Linked DNA regions of Homo sapiens: region 2 is linked to region 1. A link is a loop called in an ENCODE intact Hi-C map of the cell type or tissue named here. Cell type or tissue: Caco-2. All regions are shown on one strand. Links, peaks and the distances in the headings refer to the core of each region. The heading gives the core; the rest is flanking DNA. Region 1 has its middle 140 kb from the start of MIR4305. Region 2 overlaps COG6 (component of oligomeric golgi complex 6).

Evidence for each region. Hi-C counts contacts between places; a loop is a spot of excess contacts. Peaks named below come from ENCODE experiments on the same cell type or tissue, not always from the same donor. Only the 100,000 strongest peaks of a DNase experiment are listed, where the experiment ranks them.
Region 2: a loop joins it to region 1, with 2.2 times the contacts of the local background. A loop is called at or near these places in 1 of 110 quality-filtered maps.

Annotation. Positions count from the first base shown.
Region 1 is chr13:39,792,819-39,810,096 of GRCh38, forward strand. No RefSeq gene overlaps it. Among named protein-coding and RNA genes, the nearest start is that of MIR4305, 140 kb to the left of the region's middle. RefSeq lists an enhancer at 10,849-11,465. In Caco-2, for the core only: no CTCF peak of the experiment used is centred there; a DNase peak (open chromatin) is centred at 10,563.
Region 2 is chr13:39,683,109-39,687,108 of GRCh38, forward strand. The region is part of intron 8 of COG6 (component of oligomeric golgi complex 6); the gene reads left to right. Among named protein-coding and RNA genes, the nearest start is that of MIR4305, 21 kb to the left of the region's middle. In Caco-2, for the core only: CTCF peaks have their summits at 1,639 (motif pointing right) and 1,839; no DNase peak of the experiment used is centred there.

The DNA.
Region 1 (17,278 bases), core at 8,092-12,091:
GGATGTAGAACTTTCAGTGCTAAAACTGAGACAGTCTTGAGTAAACCAGGACAAGTTGTTCACCCTATCTAAGAATAAAATTCTTAGGTTACTTTTTTTCATTGAGAACTTTGTAGGTTTTACAGACTGTCATTTTTAGTAGTGAATATAGCATTAAAGTTGTCTGAGAACAGCATGAGTATTTTTCCTCCACTCTAATTGATTTGATATTTTATCTTTGAAGTTCAGTGACTTTACTAGACCATCTTAACAATGATTCTTCTGTATCAATTTTTCCTGCAGCATTGCATGTCACCTTTATTTGTAGAATCAAATCTTCACTCAATTCTTGAAAGTTAAAAACAATTATATTAATAAATATTTGCCACTTTCATTATATTGTCCTCTTCTTCAGATAGAAATTATGCCTTTTTATTCTCTCTGCCATTTATATTTTTCTTATATCTCTTATAAGCCTTAATTTTTGCTTGCTTTTCAAACTTTATTTTATTGTTGTAAGAACACTTAATATGAGATCTACCCTGTTAACAAATTTTTAAGTGTACAATACAGTATTGTTAACTATAGTATAGTATTTTCTATTTTCATATACTTTTACTTGCTTTTCTCAATTCTCTTCTCTATAATCCTTACTGTATTTCTCACTTGCTTCAGTTTGACCTTTGTTTGTAGAATTATTATAGTTTTACATTTCACTTTTTCCTATGTTATCAATTCATGTTTCATCTCTTTCTATTGTCCTACTATAAATTCTCTGAGCTCTTGCATTTCTGCTTTATGCTCTTGATTTAGAGAAGTGGTTGCTTCTTAAAGATTTAAAATTTACAATGATATATACTTGGTCAAAATGTTCATTTGTTAAATGCAACTTATTTTTTTCTGACGTAAGTGCTTTCTGTGGTATTTAAAATTTCTGTTTCACCCCTTGTTCCTCTTTGCAGTATCTTTGAAGTACATAAATTATTTCTGGATCAGCGATTTGTTAGAGGTTTGTGGGGAAAAGGGATCAGTGCCATGTTTCAAGCTAGCAAATATTCTTCTTAACATTCAGGGTTGTGTGTGTATGTGATGAGTTACTGAAACATTATATCTCTTTAACTAAACTCAGTATTTCGCTTTCTAATCTAATTGATGGGTCATTTCCTGCAAAGGTGGCTTCTCTCTGTGATTCCTCATTCAACCATACCTTCCAGGCTTCCTGAAGCTATCAAGAGTACTTATGTATGTTGTTTCAAACAAGAGATTGTTGGTTTTATCCCTTTAAGGGACAAACCTTGGAAAACTGTATTCTGTTGTTTTCTGAGATTGGCAGCTTGAGCACTTTTTCTTGGTATCTTGATCTCCACTGATTTTGCCAGCTCTTCTTATATATTGTTATATATATACTTCCTAGTGTTGCCATGGGTGGAGCTTGCATTTCTATTACCTTTCCTTGTTGTTTTACTCTGCCATTTTAAAAAACAATTTGAGACAGAGTCTCTGTTGCCCAGGCTGGAGTGCAGTGGTGCAATCTCGGCTCACTGCAACCTCCACCCTCCGAGTTCAAGCAATTCTCCTGCCTCAGCCTCCCGACTAGCTGAGATTACAGGTGCCTGCCACCGTGCCCAGCTAATTTTTTGTATTTTTAGTAGAGACGGGGTTTCACCATCTTGGCCAGGCTGGTCTTGAACTCCTGACCTCATGATCCACCCACCTTGGCCTCCCAAAGTGCTAGGATTACAGGTGAGAGCCACCATGCCCAGCAAAACAATCTTAACAGTATTCTAAATGATCTATTTTGAAAAGACACAGAGCATTAAAATTCTTTATTTTGCTTCAGATGTCTCTACAATAAAAAATAAAGACTGTTTGTTGTTGTTAAGTGGTTAAAATGATGAGTACATAAAACCAGCTGGGATCCTTAAATATTTAGGTAACATATCTTGAAGAGTTAATTTTCATGAAAGAGTGCTAAGAAAAAAGAGACAAGAGATGACACCCACCCTAAAGCTGATAGTTAGTGGGTACACCTAAGTACAGATGAACCATATATTTACAGTTGACATTGGGTCTGCTTGGGCAATTATCTGCTGTGATTGTTAGTTCCTATACTGTACCATTTTTTCATATTGTACCATTTTATTACATATTTTTAACATTACCCCTCTCCCCAATACAAAGTAGAGATTTGTTACTTATTTGAATACTTTGGTCGGTGTGGCTAGCCAATTTGAAAGAGTTCTTGAATTTTTCCACACTGACCAGATTAACCAGATAATTGCCGTGTATCCAAAGTATTACTTGAAGCTGACAGCAGAATTTCTACTTCCACCTCTTTTTTCCCTTTGACTTTACAGGCAAATTAACTCTACGGTGGCTTTTCTTCTTATCCAAATATTGTATTTATGAATAAGACCCTCTGATTCATATTTTCTATATTAATGCCAAAGCAATGTTTATATACTAACAGTAAATGGGACTGTTTATGCAGTATAGCCTGGCTGGTTTATTATGGTTTCAGGGGAGCTCCTTTCTCAGGATGTGAAAGATCTAGTGTTGGAGATCAACAAACCCTTTCAGAACCCATCAGCGGTAGACAAAAATCCTTGCTGCTAAACCTACTACTTTGGCTCCTTTTCTCCATCAAGGATTAAAGAAGCAAAAACAAAAACACGCTATTCAATCATACCCCAAGCTGTGTTAAGCCAATTTGTGCCAGGGGTGATAGTAAGAGTGGCAATTGCCTTCAGATTAATTTTATCTTCCTTCCAGGTCCATATCAAATGTTTGCAACCTACCTTCCATCCCAACATAACGTGTTTAATTCATAGTTTGTCTGGTTAGATTTTGCAGTGCTTAATGTCTCTATTAATAATGCTAATATTTGATGAATATTTACCATGTGCTTTCCATGCTTTTCCTCATTTAATCCTCACAACAACCCTATATAAGTTTGAACCATTACTATCCCAAGTTATAGTTAAAGAAATTGAAAGTGAGAGATGATAAGCTTATTGTGTAAGATCACACAGCTAGATAACAATAGTACCGAGACTCTGACCTGGTCCATCTGACCCCTAAGCAATGTTGACCCCATGTGCACACTTTCTTCTACTTTGGGCCTCTGTACTTTATATCCTGCTTCCTTAACCTAGTGGTGGTTTTTAATTCTGGCTGCAAATTAGAATCACCTCTTAGTTTTTTAAACAGTATTAATTTCCAGGGATATTAATTTAATTGATCTGAATGGAGATCAGATTGATATTTTTTTAAAAGTTCCCAGAGATAAGAACTACAGCTTTAATCATACATTTTTAATGGGAAAACTTGGATACCTTGATTTGTATATACTAGGTTCTCAAGAAAGGCATCTTTAAGTTAATTAAATGACCATAGATTGTTTTCTGATTAATTTAGTAGTGTTTGTGGTACAGCTATGTATATTGAAAGAACAATGTCTTGGCCAGGTGCAGTGGCTCACACCTGTAAACCCAGCATTTTGGGAGGCCCAGGCAGGTGAATCACTTGAGGCCAGGAGTTTGAGACCAGCCTGAGCAATATAGTGAGATACTATCTATAAAAAAAAAAAAAAAAAAAAAAAAAAAAAAAAAAAAAAAAAAAATTTTTTTTTTTTAATTAGCCGGGCGTGGTGGCACACACCTGTAGTCCCAGCTACTCAGGAGGTTCAGGCAGGAGAATCACTTGTGTTTAGGTGTTCTAGGCTACAGTGAGCTGCGATTGCACCTCTACACTGCAGCCTGGGTGATAGAATGAGATCTTATGTAGAAAGAAACAAAAAACAAAGAAAGAGAGACGGGGGCAGAGAGGGAGGGAGGGAGGGGGGCAGAGAGGAAGGGAAGGGAGGAAGGGAGAGAGGGAAGGATGGGAGGAAGGGAGGAAGGAAGGAAAATGTCTTAATCAGCCATTTCTTTCAAGGGATCAGGGAGGTCAAAAGAATTTTCATAATAGTAGTAAACACCATTTGCTTTTTCATTCTCAGTCTCTCATGAGTGTAGAGTAGTGTTTTCTTGAGGCTACAGGATATGGAATAACATGATGAGTCTGAAAAATAATACGATATGTGGTGATATACTCTTGTGTTCTAAAATTTTCTCAATTTTAATTTCAAATGTGGTAAGTACAGGTAGATATAAGCGCTCCACAGTAGTTTTTAAGATTGTAAAAGGGGTTCTGAAACCAAAAAGTTTGAGAACCACCATCTTAAGTGATGCCTTAGTGGCTCTGGTAAGTAAATAAACATTTAGAAATTATGAAAATTATACCTGCACTTACAGTAGGGCCTGAAATCATTGAAATCTTGCTGCTCATAGTGTAGTCTACCTGGCAGAAGCATCGGCCTACCTGGGGAGCCTGTTAGAAACACAGAATCTTGAGACGATCCCAGATTTTCTGAATCAAAACCTGCATTTTAACAAGAGCTGCATGTGCTTTATGTGCCCATCGTAATCTAACAAGCACTGACTTAAGAGAATTAGCCTTATCAATTTTATTTGTTATTTATTGCCCTACATCATTTTTATCACCTTAATGGAATACGAATCTTCTTGCTTGTTTTTACCCTTCCCACTTTGAGCGCTATCCTATTGTTTAATTTATCCATGTACAGAAGTTTATGATAAATATTAACATTTCAATTTACAGATGGAAAAACTGACAAAAAGCTGGAGAGGTGTGACTATCCCAAAGTCTGGTCAAATGCCAAACTGGGAAGAAAATACAGAGACATTAACTCATGCACTGATGCATCTTGCATTAAAAGATAGGAGATGAGTCCCAAACACACAACATGAAAACTCACCATCATGCAGGCAGGACCTCAGAATTTTTGAATTATAAGAGGCTTAAGGACATTTTCGAACATGAAATAGAGCCACTGGATGATAGCAGATATGAAGGCTTTCTCCTCTGTACTCACACAGGGCTCTGTGTTTTGGCCTACTGCAGCACCGATCATTTGGTATTAAATTACTGGTTTATATGTCAGTTGCCCAAGACAGACTCTGATTCTTAAGATCAATGACTGTGTCTTACTTTTATTTCACATTCAGCATTTACCCCAATACTGGGCACATAGAAAGTGCTCAGTAAATACTTCTTAATTTGCTCAGGCTGCCATAACAAAATACCATGGATTAGGCGGCTTAAACAACAGAAATTTACTTTCTCACATTCCTGGAGGCTAGAAATCTCAGCCCAAGGTACCAGCATGGCTCTGTTGCTGGCTTGTAGATGGCCACCTTATTGCCATGTCCTTACATGGCAGGTGAGGTGGTGGCCTTGGAGAGAGAGCAAGCTCTCATATTTCTTCTTAGAAGGGCATTAATTCCATCATGAAAGCCCCACCCTCATGATATTATCTAAACCTAATTGTCTCCCAAAAGTCCCATCTTCAAATACCATCACATTGGGAATTCAACATATGAATTTAGGAGAATATAAACATTCAGTTCATAACAAATACATATTCAACAAATGAAGAAAAGTAGTTAAAAAGAGAGTAGATTTCAATCAAACTAATAAAATGTAATTGGGAAACTATACAACTTTCTGGAAAGATTGTTGTTAAGCTAATCTATCACTTTGGTTTGAGCTCAAATAAGCTGGAGAGGTTCACCTGAATGTAGCCTCTTGGAGGTTTGTTTCCTTCTTGATTCCAATATTTAAATTTCAAAAATCAATGGTTTACCAAAATGGTTTTCCTAAGTGGTTTATTATATTTAGTAAACAGCCATGCTTTATTTGGGGTATAACTTATCCCAAGTATTTTTACTTTTACTTAGGAAATCTTTTTTTTGGAAATGGAGGTACATGGAAAACAGCAGAAGTAGTAATGAAAAGAGTATAGAAGAAAGAAATAATATGTAAGGTTTTTGTTTGTTTGTGGGATTTTTGTGTTTTTTTTCCTGAAACAGAGTCTCACTCTGTGACCCAGACTGGAGTGCAGTGGCGTAATCTCGGCTTCCTGCAACCTCCGCCTCCCAGGCTCAAGTAATCCTCCCACCTCAGCCTCCCTAGAGGCTGGAAACACAGGCATGTGCCACCACGCCCAACTAATTTATTTTATTTTATTATTATTATAGTTTAAGTTTTAGGGTACATGTGCACAACGTGCAGGTTTGTTACATATGTATACATGTGCCATGTTGGTGTGCTGCACCCATTAACTTGTCATTTAGCATTAGGTATATCTCCTAATGCTATCCCTCCCCACTCCCCCCACCCCACAACAGTCCCCGGTGTGTGATGTTCCCCTTCCTGTGTCCATGTGCTCTCATTGTTCAATTCCCACCTATGAGTGAGAACATGCAGTGTTTGTTTTTTTGTCCTTGCGATAGTTTGCTGAGAATGATGGTTTCCAGCTTCATCCATGTCCCTACAAAGGACATGAACTCATCATTTTTTATGGCTGCATAGTATTCCATGGTGTATATTTGCCACATTTGCTTAATCCAGTCTATCATTGCTGGACATTTGGGTTGGTTCCAAGTCTTTGCTATTGTGAACAGTGCCACAATAAACATACGTGTGCATGTGTCTTTATAGCAGCATGATTTATAATTAAACTAAAGAGCTTCTGCACAGCAAAAGAAACTACCATCAGAGTGAACAGGCAACCTACAGAATGGGAAAAAATTTTTGCAACCTACTCATCTGACAAAGGGCTAATATCCAGAATCTACAATGAACTCAAACAAATTTACAAGAAAAAAACAAACTCATCAAAAAGTGGGCGAAGGATATGAACAGACATTTCTCAAAAGAAGACATTTATGCAGCCAAAAAACATGAAAAAATGCTCATCATCACTGGCCTTCAGAGAAATGCAAATCAAAACCACGGTGAGATACCATCTCACACCAGTTAGAATGGCGATCATTAAAAAGTCAGGAAACAACAGGTGCTGGAGAGGATGTGGAGAAATAGGAACACTTTTACACTGTTGGTGGGACTGTAAACTAGTTCAGCCATTGTGGAAGTCAGTGTGGCGATTCCTCAGGGATCTGGAACATAAATCATCCAACTAACTTCTTAAATTTTTTTTTTTTTTTTTTTTGAGATGGAGTTTTGCTCTTGTTTCCCAGGCTGGAGTGCAATGGTGTGATCTCGGCTCACTGCAACCTCCACTTCCTAGGTTCAAGTGATTCTCCTGCCTCAGCCTCCCAAGTAGCTGGGATTACAGGCACCTGCCACCATGCAGGGCTAATTTTTTGTATTTTTAGTAGAGAGAGGGTTTCATCATGTTGGCCAGGCTGGTCTTGAACTCTTGGCCTCAAGCAATCCACCCGCCTCGGCCTCCCAAACTGCTGCGATTACAGGCATGAGCCACCACGCCTGGCCCTAATTTTTTAATTTTTTCAGTGGAGATAGGGTTTCACCATGTTGCCCAGGATGGTCTTGAACTGCTGTCAAGTTATTCCCCCACCCCGCCTTGGCCTCCCAAAGTGCTAGGATTACAGGCATGAGCCACTGGGCCCAACGGAAGTACATGTTTTATATTACCTCTGCTTTTCACACTTTTAGAGTTCATCAATAGCTCCTAAATTGTACTCACATTTTTTCTGCTTATTCATATTCCATTTCAACACTTATGAAATAAACTATTGTTATGAGGGTTAGCTAACATTTCATAAATTTTCCCCAAATGTTCCTTTTGGTTCTTTTCATAAATTTATTCTTTATTATTTTTCTTTTATCTATGCATTGCTTTTTTATACAACTACCCAAATATTTTATTTTCTTTGCTAATTATAGGGGCTAAAACAAACTTGTTAAGTTAGATTGAATTGAATGAAATAGATATACACATACTAATACAGTATTTTTTTCCTCACAAAACCAGTTGAATTAACTGGGCTGTCTTCGGGTTCTAGTTGATTCTTTCTTGACAGAGGAATTAAATGGAATGAAGCCACACATATAACTGTACCTTCTCATGTGCTATTCACCCATCATCAATTTTCTTTCGAAATGTTTTATTAACAATGACATCAGCAGGTTAGTGGATGAGGAAGCTTCAGGCCCTTGTTCCCCCATAGAAACACCAAATAAACCGCTAGGGTGACAAAAATAACTTTATAGGAACTCTGAAAACAAGTCAAAGATCTACAGCAACCAAACAAAAGCTCAACCAAGAGAAATCTACCTTCAACATGGTGGGACATTTCATAGCATTTTTACTTACCTTGTCTCACCTTCCCAGCATGGTGAAATCTGGAGGAAGTAGCCTAATTCCTGGTTTTCCCTTTGGGATGGAAAGAGCAGGGTAGAATTGTTTGCAACATTCTGACCTTTCTGTGGGTCACCTGAGGGTCTGGTCTTGCCTTGCCTGACTCAGAGCTCAGATAGGGGACACTGGCATATTTTGGATCTCAGGCTAGAAGCTGTAGAAGGCAGTGGCGGGTGTGTACATGAAAACTGCAAAGGGAATGCAGATCCATGGGCACTTGGGGGCAAGACAGTATGCACAGAGCATTACAATAGGACATCTAAGGCCATAGGAAGCTAGGATGAGACTCTGGGGAATCAAGACTTTTCAATGCAGCCAGAGATAATTAGGGTGGGTGGTGGGGGAAACACACACATAGACCAAGTCAGGACACATGTTCAGAAAAGACCTGAGAAGACTTTAAACCATAACCCCAGTCTGATATTGAGGCTCAGGGGCTCGTAAATTACTGAAGGTTTTCCATGCCAGTTTGCAAGATTGGAGAAGGTGGCTGTTTTTTTAAATACCCAACTTAAATCACAAGGGATGCAAGGAAACAGAAAAACGTAACCCATTCAAAAGGACACAATACAACTGCAGAAACAATCCCTGCAGTAACACACATCTCAAACTTACTTTAAAACAACTCTCTTAAGTATGCTCAAAGAGCTAAAGGAAATTAGAAAAACAATGTAGGAATAAAATAAAAACTTCCACAGACAGAAATTAGTAACAACAATAAGGAAATTCTGGAAGTAAAACACGTAAGAACTGAATTGAAAAACTCACTAGAGAGGTTCAACAGCTGACTCAAACAAACAGAAGGAATCAGCAAACATGAAGTCAAATCTTTTGAAATTATCAAGTCTGAGGAGCAAAAAGAATGAAGACAAGTGAATAGGGCCTATGAGACTTATGAGACACCATCAAACAGACCAACACAGGATTGTAAAAATTGCGGAAGGAGAAGAAAGAGAGGGAAAGGGGGAGATAGATTATTTGAGGAAATAATGGCTGAAAGCGTCCCAAATTAGGAGAAAGGCATGGCTATGTTATCCAAGAAGCTCAATGAACGCTAAGTGGGATAAACCCAAAGAGACCCACAATGAGACACACTATAATCAAATTGTCAAAAGCAAATGACAGAGAAGTTTGAAAGCAGCAAGAGAAAAGTGATGTTCACCATGTACAAGGAAGCCTCAGTAAGATTATCAGTCGATTTCTTAGCAGAAACCTTAAAGGCCAGAAGGAATAACATTATATATTTAAACTGCTGGAGTGAAAAAAAATCAACGAAGGATTTTGTGTAGGGCAAAACTGTCTTTCAAAAATGAAGGAAGGCCAGGCAAGGTGGCTCACACCTGTAATCCAAGCACTTTGGGAGGCCCAGGCAGGTGGATAACTTGAGGTCAGGAGTTTGAGACCAGCCTGGCATACATGGTGAAACCCTGTCTCTACTAAAATTACAAAAAAAATTAGCCAGGTGTGGCGGCCACACCCGTAGTCCCAGCTACTTGGGAGGCTGAGGCACGAGACTCACTTGAACCCAGGGAGAGGAGGTTGCAGTGAGCCAAGATCATGCCACTGCACTCTAGCCTGGGTGACACAGAGAGAATCTGTCTCAGAAAAAAAAAAAAAGAAGGAAGAATTAATATATTCCCAAACAAAAGCTGAACGCATTCATTACCATAGACTTGTCCAACCAGAAATGCCAAAAATGGGTTATTTAAGTTGAAATGAAAAAACACTAGACAGAAACTTAAAGCCATACAAAAATATGACATTCTTCAGTAAAAGTAAATACATGGATAAATAGAAAACAACAGTATTATTGTAATTTTTGTTTATAACTAATTTTTTTATTTTATACAGAATTTAAGAGATAAGTATGTAATAAATAATTATAAATCTATGTTAATGAGCATAACATAGTATTATAAAGATATGATTTGTGACATTAGTCACATGAAGTGGGGGCATAGCCTCTGAGTACTGTTTTTGTATTTGATTAAAATTTCATTAGTTGGGAATCTCCAGAGAAACAGAACCAAAGGGAAATTAAAGACAGATAGATAGAGACAGAAAGAGAGAGAGAGAGAGAGACAGAGGGTAAATATAAAAGGAGATTTATTATCAGAAGTTGGCACCCATGATTATGAAGGCTGAGAACTGCAGACCTGCTGTCTGCAAGTTGGAAACTCAGGAAACCTTGTAGTGTAATTCCAGCCCAAGTCCAAAGGCCTAAAAATCAGGGGAGCTGATGGTGTAAATCCTAAACCAATGGCAGGAGACTGACATTGTCAGAAGATGTACAAACAAGAGTGACTGTATCTTGAGCAAGGGCTGTGTAAAATGAGGCTGAGACCTGCTGGACCGCATTCCCAGACAGTTAAGGCATTCTTAGTTACAGGATGAGATAAAAGGTCAGCATGAGATGCAGGTCAGACGGACCTTGCTGATAAAACAGATTGCAGTAAAGAAGCTGGCCAAAACCCACCAAAACCAAGATGGAGACAGGAGTAACCTCTGGTTGTCCTGGCTACTACACTCCCACCAGCGCCATGACAGTTTACAAATGCCATGGCAGCATCAGGAAGTTACCCTATATGGTCTAAAAAGGGGAGGCATAAATAATCCACTCCTTGTTTCGCATATAACCAAGAAATAACCATAAAAATGGGCAACTAGCAGCCCTTGGGGCTGCTCTGTCTATGGAGTAGTCATTCTTTCATTCCTTTACTTTCCTAATAAACTTGCTTTCACTTTATGAACTTGCCCTGAATTCTTTATTGTGCGAGATCCAAGAACACTCTCTTGGGGTCTGGATTGGGACCCCTTTCTGGTAACAATGTCTCAGCTCAAGCAGGCAGACAAGAAAAAGGAGCAAATTGATCCTTCCTTCACCTTTTGTTCTATTCAGATCTTCAGTGGATTGGATGAGGCCCACCCACACTGGGAAGGCCATCTACTTTACTGAGTCCACTGATTCAAATGCTAATCTCACCCAGAAACACCCTCACAGACACACCCAGAAATAAGGTTTAATCTGGGCACTCAACAGTGCAGTCTAGTTGGCACAGCCTTGCATTCCAGGAATAAATCCCACTTGTTCATGGTGTATAATCCTTTTTATATGCCGTTGAATTCAGTTTGCTAGTATTTTATTGAGAATTTTTGCATGAATATTCATCAGGGATATTGGTCTGTAGTTCTCCTTCCTGGTAGTGCCTTTGTCTGGTTTTGGTTTCATGGTAATGCTGGACTCATAGAATGAATTAGGAAGTGTACCCTCCTCTTTAATTTTTTGAAAGAGTTTGAGAAGGATTGGTATAAACTATTCTCTAAATGTTTGGTAGAATTTGCCAGTGAAGCCATCTGCTCCTGAGTTTTCATTGTTTAGAGGTTTTTGATTACTGATGCAATCACCTTTTAGTTTAGGTCTATTCAGATTTTTCATTTCTTTATGATTCAGTCTTGGTAGGTTCTGTGTTTCTAGGAATTTGTTCATTTCACTAGGTTATCTAATTTGCTGACATATAATTGTTACTTCCTTATAATTTTTTTATTTTTGTAAAATCAGTCATAATGTCCCCTCTTTCATTTCTGATTTTAGTTATTTGAGACTTCTCTCCTTTTTTCTTAGTCATTCTAGCTAAAGGTCTATCAATTGTGACCTTTCATTCAGCATATGAAAATCAGTCAATGTAACACACCATATTAATAGAATGAAAAACAACAGCATATGATCCTCTCGATGCATAAGAAGCATGTGACAAAATTCAATATTCTTTCATGATAAAAACACTCAGGAAGTGAAGAATAGAAGAAAACTACCTCAATATAATAAACGCTATATGTGAAAAACTCACAGCTAACATCATACTCAATTGTGAAAGACTGAAAGCTTTTCCTCCAAGATCAGGAACAAGGCAAGCATGCCTGCGTTCACCACTTTCATCACTTTCAATATAGTCCTGAATGTCCTAGCCAGAACAATTAGGCAATAAAAGGAAATTAAAAATTCATTTTCACTTTGGAAGGAAGAAGTAAAAGTAGCTCTGTTCACAGAACATATGATCTCACATGTCACACACACACACACACACGCAATGATTATAGCTGATACATTCAGCAAAGTTGTAGGATACAAAATCAACACACAAAAATAAGTTGCATTTTTATGCGCTAACAATGAATAATCCAAATAGGAAATTTAAAAACAATTCTATTTATTATAGCATCAAAAGAATAAAATGCTGGAATAAACTTAACCGCGGAGGTGAAAGACTGGTGTCGCAGGAAAAGGGTCCTAATCCAGAGCCCAAGAGAGGCTTCTTGGATCTCACAAAAGAAAGAATTCAGGGTGAGTCCATAGAGTAAAGTGAAAACAAGGTTATTAAGAAAGTAAAGGAATTTAAAAAACGGCTACTCCATAGACAGAGCAGCCCATTTTTATGGTTATTTCTTGATTATATGCTAAACAAGGGGGTGGATTATTCATGCCTCCCCTTTCTAGACCACAGAGGGTAACTTCCTGATGTTGCCATGGCATTTGTAAACCGTCATGGCTCTGGTGGGAGTGTAATAGTGAGGACAATCACAGGTCACTCTCATTGCCATCTTTGTTTTGGTGGGCTTTGGCCAGCTCCTTTACTGCAAACTGTTGTATCAGCAAGGTCTCTATGACCTGTATCTTGTGCTGACCTTTAATCTCATCCTGTTAGTTAGAATGCCTTAACCATCTGGAAATGCAGTATGTCTCAGCCTCATTTTACCCAGCTCCTATTCAACATGGAGTTGCTCTGGTTCACATGCCTCTGAGAAAAGGACATTATCAACAGAGTGAAAAAGTAACCCACAGAATGGGAGAAAATATTAGCAAATTTTGTATCTGATAAGGGATTATTATCCAGAATATGTAAGGAATTCATACAACTCAACAACAACAAAACAAACAACCCAATTGAAAAATGGGCATAGGACCTGACCTGGATAGACATCTCTCCAAATAAGATATACAAATGGCCAATAAGCATATGAAAAAATGCTCAATATCATGAATCATTAGGGAAACGCAAATGAAAAGTACAATAAGATGCCACTTCACACCCATTAGGTTGCTTATTATCAAGAAAACAGAAAATAAGAAGTGTTGGCAAGCATGTGGAGAAATTGGAACCCTTGTATATTGCTGGTGGGAATGTAAAATGGTGGAGCTGTTGTAGATAATAGCATGGTGATTTCTCAAAAAATTAAACATGGAATTACCATATGACCCAGCAATTCTACTTCTAGTGTATACCCAAAAGAATTGAAATTGGGGACTGGAACAGATACTTCTACACCGATGTTCACTGCAGCATTATTCACAATAGCTAAAAGCTGGAAACAACCCAAATGTCCATCAATGGATGAATGGATAAGCAAAATGTGGTATCTACATACAATGAAATATTAGCCTAAAAAAAGAAACATGGATGAACTTCAAGAACATTATGCTAAGTGAAATAAGCCAGTCATAAAAAGACAAATATCATATGATTATACCTCTGATATCTGGTACCTAAAGTATTCAAAATTATCAAGACAGAAAGTAGAATAGTGGTTGCCCTGGGCTGGGAGGAGGTGGAATGAAAAGTTAGTCTTTAACAGACAGAAAGTTTCAGTTGGAGGAGATGGAAAAGTTCTGGCAATGGCATTAATGGTTGCCTAACAATATGAAAGTACTTAATGCCACTAAACTGTACACTTAAAAATAGTTAAAATGGTACATTTTATGCTATACACTTAACCACAATAAAAAGATAGTAATACCAGAAAAAATCACATAAAAAAGTCAGATGGCCCATTAATTTTCTTTTTTTCCTGGAAATCTCCCTGGGGCCCACCTTCTCTCTCTCTAATCTGGATGCACTCATCTCCAGCAACCCAGTGGCCATCCAGGACCCTCCCTTCCCAGCTCCATTGTTGGAGCCACAGCTTCCTTAATTTATTGCTTGATTTATTCCCTGGTTTTGGTGGATAATACTCTCTATAAAAGGGTGTGTGACATGTTTATAGCAGCACAATTTGCAATTGCAAATATGCCACTGCACTTTTGTGCATTTATGGAACTACCCCAAATGCCCATCAATGACCGAGTGGATAAAGAAACTGTGGTGTGTGTGTGTGTGTGTGTGTGTGTGTGTGTGTGTGTGTGTGTGTGTGTGTATGATGGAATACTACTCAGTCGTAAAAAGGAATGAATTAATGGCATTCACAGCAACCTGGATGGGACTGGAGACTATTATTCTAAGTAACTCAGCAATGGAAAACCAAACATTGTGTTTTCTTACTCGTAAGTGGGAGCTAAGCTATGAGGATGCAAAGGCATAAAAATGACACAATGGACTTTGGGGACTCAGGAGGAAAAGGTTGGAAGAGGGTGAGGGATAAAAGAATATTAATTGGGTTCACTGTATACTGCTCAGGTGCAGCAAAATCTCACAAATCACCACTAAAGAACTTACTCATGTAACCAAATACCACCTGTTCCCCAAAAATCTGCGGAAATAAAAAATTTTAAAAAAAGAAAGGGCTTGTGAGTATTAAATCTGAGTCCCTGCATGTCCACAATGTCTTTATTTTGCCCTTAGTCAAATTGCAGTTCAGTTTTCCTCAGAACACTTAAGGCATTTCTCCATTGACTTCTAGCACCCAAGTGAATGTTTTCCACCTTCCTATCACGCTTTTGTTAGTGTACTTCCACCCCTACAGATGATTCCTATCTTTTAAGATTTATTTACTCTGATTTCTAATTTGAAGACTGTCTTTCTGTACATGTGTTTGTAAAGTTAGGAAAACAATTGGTGAGTATCAGTCACTGATATTTTCTCTCCATGTTTACCTATTGTGTTTGCTATTTTGCTCCTTGCTGTGCCCAGGAAGTTGTTAGAATTTCAGAGCTATGTAAGCTGACTGTATAAAAAGGGACTTCATAAATTGTCCATAGTCATACATCTTCCTTGATTTTGTGTTTCATTCCAAAATAGTTTTGGGGCTGGAAATGCTACTTATTTTCTTTAAAAATAAAAAAAGTGCATCCCCAGGTGAAGAAAACATCAACTTAGTAAAAACTCCAATTTGTTTAAAAACTTAATTTGTAAACTATTATGTGTTACCTTCATCTTTTCTTTTCTTTCCTTTCTTGCTTTCCTTCCTTCCTTCCTCTTTCCTTTCCTTCCCCTTTCCTTTCCTTCCCCTTTTCCCTTTCCTTCCCTTCCCTTCCCTCTTTCCAGAGTCTTTATCACTAGGCTGGAAGTGCAGTGGTGTGATCCCAGGATTACCTGGGCTCAGGTAATCCTGCCGCAGCCTCCCACATACCTGAGACTACAGGCACATGCCACCATGCTCAGCTAATTTTTGTGTGTTTTGTAGTGATGGGGTTTTACCACGTTGCCCAGGCTGGTTTCGAACTCCTGGGCTCAAGTGATCCTCCCACCTTGTCCTCCCAAAGTGCTGGGATACAGGTGTGAGCCACTGTGCCTGGCCCACCTTCATATTTTCATTTTAGATTGTTTTTACCACCTGAAAACCAGTCATTGCACAGACTAGATCCTGCCATCTCCTAAGGTGTAACACTGAGGGTTAAGAAAACATATTTCATATTTCATTTCGCTTTTCTTTTGTTTTCTGTTTTGTTTTATTTTGTGGCTTTGTGTTCCCAAGAGTTTTCAGTTTTTAAATGAATATTTAAGACCCATATCTATATTTGGATGCATGCATAATCAACATCACCTTCAGTTAAACCTTCTGCATTTTGCAACAAATGGCAGAAACTGACCTTGATATTTTCCAAGAGGACAAATTCATAAATATGAAAACAGAAAAGAAAATCCTGCATCAAGATAGCAAATGACTCAGTGCAGCTTCTGTGGTGAAATGAAGACAATTCACAAGGCTGGCATATTTATAAAATGTACAATAAATTATATAATACCACAAATAAGCAAGATAATATGAACCCGAGCCTTTCTCTTGATGCTGAGAGTTTTTATATATCTAACTCATGTGCTTCACTTTCAGTGGGTTTTGTCCAAGCATTCTGGAGAAATCCCCAGGGTAAATCTATCATTTAAAATCCTACTTCTAGCTGGGTGCAGTGGCTCATGCCTGTAATCCCAGCACTTTGGGAGGCCAAGGTGGGTGGATTACTTGACGTCAGGAGTTCGAGACCAGCCTGGCAAACATGACGAAACCCCATCTCTACTAAAAATGCAAAAAAAAAAAAAAAAAAAAAAAATTAGCCAGGTGTGGTGGCGCACGCCTGTAATCTCAGCTACTCAGGAGGCTGAGGCAGGAGAATTGCTTGAACCTGGGAGGCAGAGGTTGCAGTGAGCCAAAATCGCCCCACTGCACTCAGTCTGGGCGACAGAGCGAGACTCTGTCTCAAAAAATAAATAAATAAAATCCTACTTCTGCTTGGTTACAGATGGTTTGTTTGAAAAGAAATAAAACTAGCTGTTGTGGGTTTTTTTTCATGTAAATATGGAGTTTTTAGAAAACACTGATAAAGGAAATCTATAAATAACTTTTCAAAACTGGCCAATACTCAGCTTTCCTGAGTGAATAAACCTTTCCAGCAATGCAGCTAGCTGTGAGACCAATAGGTTAATATGAAGTTCACAGCACTTTATTTTTTTTCTAATTTATCCTTTGATAAATACAGAAAGGCTACATGGTAAGGCAGAGGAAGAATAGGAAATGACACAAAGTACTAGATAGCACATAAACAGAGTCAGAGGCATGGTGTCCACGCAGGCTGGATTTTCTCCAGGTGGATGCACTTCCAAACTCAGGGCCTTTCTCAGCAACAGGCGACTCCTCATTCTCAGCCTTTTCTCCCTTCCTTGCAGCCCCCTCAGCAGATTCACCTGTTTGTTGCTGCCTCCACCACTCTCTCTATCCCAGGATATTCACGCCCTCCTCCTTCTTCCTCTTCGAGCCTTAGTGGAAGGAGAGTGGACCCAATATGTCAGCTGCCCTGTTATTTGCTGTTCTTGAAGACGGGTCCTGTTAAAATGGGCTGAGCGC
Region 2 (4,000 bases), core at 1-4,000, 120 kb before region 1:
CCCAGTGTTACTTACTGAGTACTATGTGTTAAGCACCATTTTAAATTCTAGAAACACAACGTCAGTAAAGCACTGCCCTCAAACTGCTTTATTTTATGGAACCAGAGATAAACAAACGCATTTTAATTGAATACACTAATTGATAGTCTAGAAGTCATGTGCCAGATGCTGTGTGGCTCAAGTATTCTGGTGTAGGGGAAAGAGATGAGCATCAGTGAAAGTTTCCTAAGGAATTAGGTATAAAGTGAGTTCTGAAGGCTGAATAGGCATTTTCCTAGAAGTAAAGGAAGAACAGTTTGCAGGTTGAGGGAACAGTAATGCAAAGATATACATTGAGAGATAATGCACCTTTGGGAAATTAATTGTAAAAGCTTGCACTGGCTATTGAATTAGGAGCAACAGCTGGATCATAATAGCCCTGAATGTTGTGCATATACATAAGATAAGTTAATGTTTACCATTGATCAGCAGCTTAACAGTTTATTCCTGCTTTAAAATTTCTTTCCCAACTTTTTCACTTTAACATATTGACATTAATTATGAGTCTTTTAGCACTTAAAACATTTGGCGTTTGATTTTAACAGCTGTTGCATTGTCTACAGATTAATATTTATTCACAAGGTTAATCTTTTATGTATTAAAAAAAAAAAGCCTTTCTGTGTTTTGGGCACCTTTGTTTGTTTTCAACAGCTGACTTCTGCCATGCAAATAAATTTTCACTGAGTTATAGTTCTTTATCAAAACTTGGAAAGGAGCAATATTAAATGGCTATAAGGTGGGTTCTTGAGTCAAATTTCTTTGAGAAGTCCGTGTACCTTTATAAGCTTGTTTCCTTAGCTGTAAAATGAGGATAATAATAGTGCCTATTTTACAGGGTTGATGTGAAGATTAAGTTAGATTGTTCACTTAAGGCACTTAGTGTAATGCTTGGTACATCACTAAATTTTAGATATTATTTTTATTTTGAGAGGAGATGACTAGAAAGTTTTCAACTAAGGAGGGATGTATCTGAGGGCTACATGGCAATCTGGGAAAAAGCTTGAAAGATAAAGAATGGAACTATAATAGGCAAAGAAGGTTTATCTGTGAAGGGCATATGCTAAGAAGCAGGGGGCAGTAATGGCAATTTGGAAGATTTTTTTTTTTTTTTTTTTTTTTTTGAGACGGAGTCTAGCTGTCGCCCAGGCTGGAGTGCAGTGACGCAATCTCGGCTCACTGCAGGCTCCGCCCCCTGGGGTTCACGCCATTCTCCTGCCTCAGCCTCCCGAGTAGCTGGGACTACAGGCGCCCGCCACCTCGCCCGGCTAATTTTTTGTATTTTTTAGTAGAGACGGGGTTTCACCGTGTTAGCCAGGATGGTCTCGATCTCCTGACCTCGTGATCCACCCGCCTCGGCCTCCCAAAGTGCTGGGATTACAGGCGTGAGCCACCGCGCCTGGCCAATTTGGAAGATTTTAAGACACATTTAGAAGTTGAGTAGGAAAGTAAGTTTTTAAGACCAGATGATTAGAACAAGATGAATGCTAAAAAAGAGAAAATTGGCCTTTCATTAAGTAATTATTTTCAAAGTGGTAGTTTCCTTACATTTAGGGAAAACTTAATAATGTATCATGTTAACCACCAGATGGCACTATATGAACTTAATAAGTAATGTATAAAAGTTTCACTGTCCATTATTGTGTCTCAAATAATGTAAGTATTATATACAAGAAAAATGTCAATTATTGAAATCCGTGGGGAAAGTTGCCATACTCAGTGTTTCTTATGTGGTGTATAACTGGAATGCTAATGCATTATTGACTTTTAATAATAAATCATGTACAATTATAAATGAAGTGAAAAAATTTGATAATTTATTTTCTTTGGTAAGCCTTTAGAATATAAGTTATTTTAAAATGTAGTAATACATACAATGCTGATTTTTCTTCCTTCTTTATGTATTTGTTGTGTTTCAAAGAGGCACTTCTTTACTATTATCTTTTAATTTGCTTTTTGATAAAAATTTTTCTTCTTTTAATTTGCTTTTTGACCAGAATTTCTTTAACTGTAGCTAAACACAATTTTTAAAATGAGACTTTTAATTTTAACTTGAGGTATTTGAGAATATTTACATAATTTGAACATTCACTCTGAAAAAGCTCCATTTTGATTTTTGATTATTGTTGGAAGAATGTCTGATTTTGGTCAAAGACTTTTTCTTCTGTCTCTGGGAAGGATGTTTCATGTCTAAAGATATTGAAGGTTCACGTGGCTTATGCTGTTTTTGCTTTAAATTATATTTGTTCTATAGGAGGATTGACATTAATATTAATGTTTATTGATATTTTATAGTATTGAACAGATGAAATTCCAGTGTTTGCCAGGCTTGGTAATTTACCCCCTATTTAAAATACACTGGATTTTAAGATTCACTGGATTCTGTTACAGCTGTCGTCCCAGTGGACAGTCCTAGAAACAAATTATGCTGTTTATTTTTAATATAGTTAGTAGGGTCTTGGGAATGAGGATTAGCTATATATACTTAAAAAGTTAAACGTTTGTGAATTTTATGCTGTGATAAGCAGTCATAAGTTCATTATTTCAGAGAATCAGGTGATCATTTAAAAGAAGGCATTCTTCACACTAAATGGATTAATAATTTAAGAGCATGAGGGAAAAAATAGCAATGAGCATTTTGGTTCTAATTTGTTTAAAAAATAGTAAATGCAAGGCAATTATGCAATTTAGCAAAACTTAGCTGGATATTGCACTTCCCCTTTTCTGTAGTATGTCACCACAGGGAATCTCAAAACCATTTCTTTTTAATGGAAGACAAACCCACAAAGAACCATAGTCTGGTTAATAGTAAACAGTCCTCAAAAAAGGTTCATATTCCTAAATATTTATAGCTATTTGCCAGTTCTACAGACTTTCTCTTTGATTTGGAAATAAACCGTCTTTCACATGTTTACCAAAATGTGGATTTTTCATCCAATTAACAGCATATGAAAGAAAGCTATGTAGCCTAAGATATTAATTATTTTGGGTATCTTGGGAAGTTTTGGTAATTTTTGTTTATATATAGGTTATTGACATAATTCTTAAAATTTAGTATGGTAGAATACTGTTTAGAGATTTAAAAGTTAGTCTAGAATCTGCTGACATCAAGACTGCTAAAATATATTTTGTTTTTCTTTATACTTTTAAAATGGAAAGAACTTTCAATTGAGGGATGGATGTCAGGAATGGTGGTGATAATGGAAAACAAGGCTGAGTCAAGTCAAAGAAATGGGCACTCCAGAGAGCTCCAGGCCATTTTTATAAATTGAATCCCAAATTGTCCTATTCCCCAGTTAAAAGCTTTCCTTCCCTACCAGTTCCTTCACCTTAGAAAGCCTTTCCATGCCTTTTCAATTATAATAGGTGACTTCTTAATACATGTTTTTTAAAAAGGTATTTGCTTGTATATGTGTTTGGTCAGTAAATTTAAGGAACATCTGTTATGTCTAATATTGGAGTCAAAATAAGCTTTTAAAGATGGATAGCAATTTTTGGAGCAAATTTTGGTGATAGATTGTGATAGTATGTGTAAAGAAGACTTTTTTAATGTAGAAGAGAAAAATGTCAATTTTGGGATTGCAGAATTCTTTTATTTTTTCTGAGACAGGGTCTTGCTCTGTGGCTCAGGCTGGAGTATAGTGGAGCAGTCACTGCTAACTGCAGCCTGAACCTCACGGGCTCAAGTGATCCCCCTACCTCAGCCTTCCGAGTAGCTGGGACTATAGGCATGCACCACCATGCCTGGCTATTTTTTTTTTTTAATAATGAGAAAGGGTTTCATTATTTTGCCCAGGCTGGTCTCAAACTCCTGGGCTCCAGTGACCACCTTCCTCGGCCTCCTAAAGTGCTAGGATTGCAGGTGTGAACCACCGCACCCAGCCTTGGATTTGCAGAGTTCTAATTATAATCAGTTTTTGAGAACTGTTATGGCTTTACGTAAAACAGTAGAGCATCATGTTTT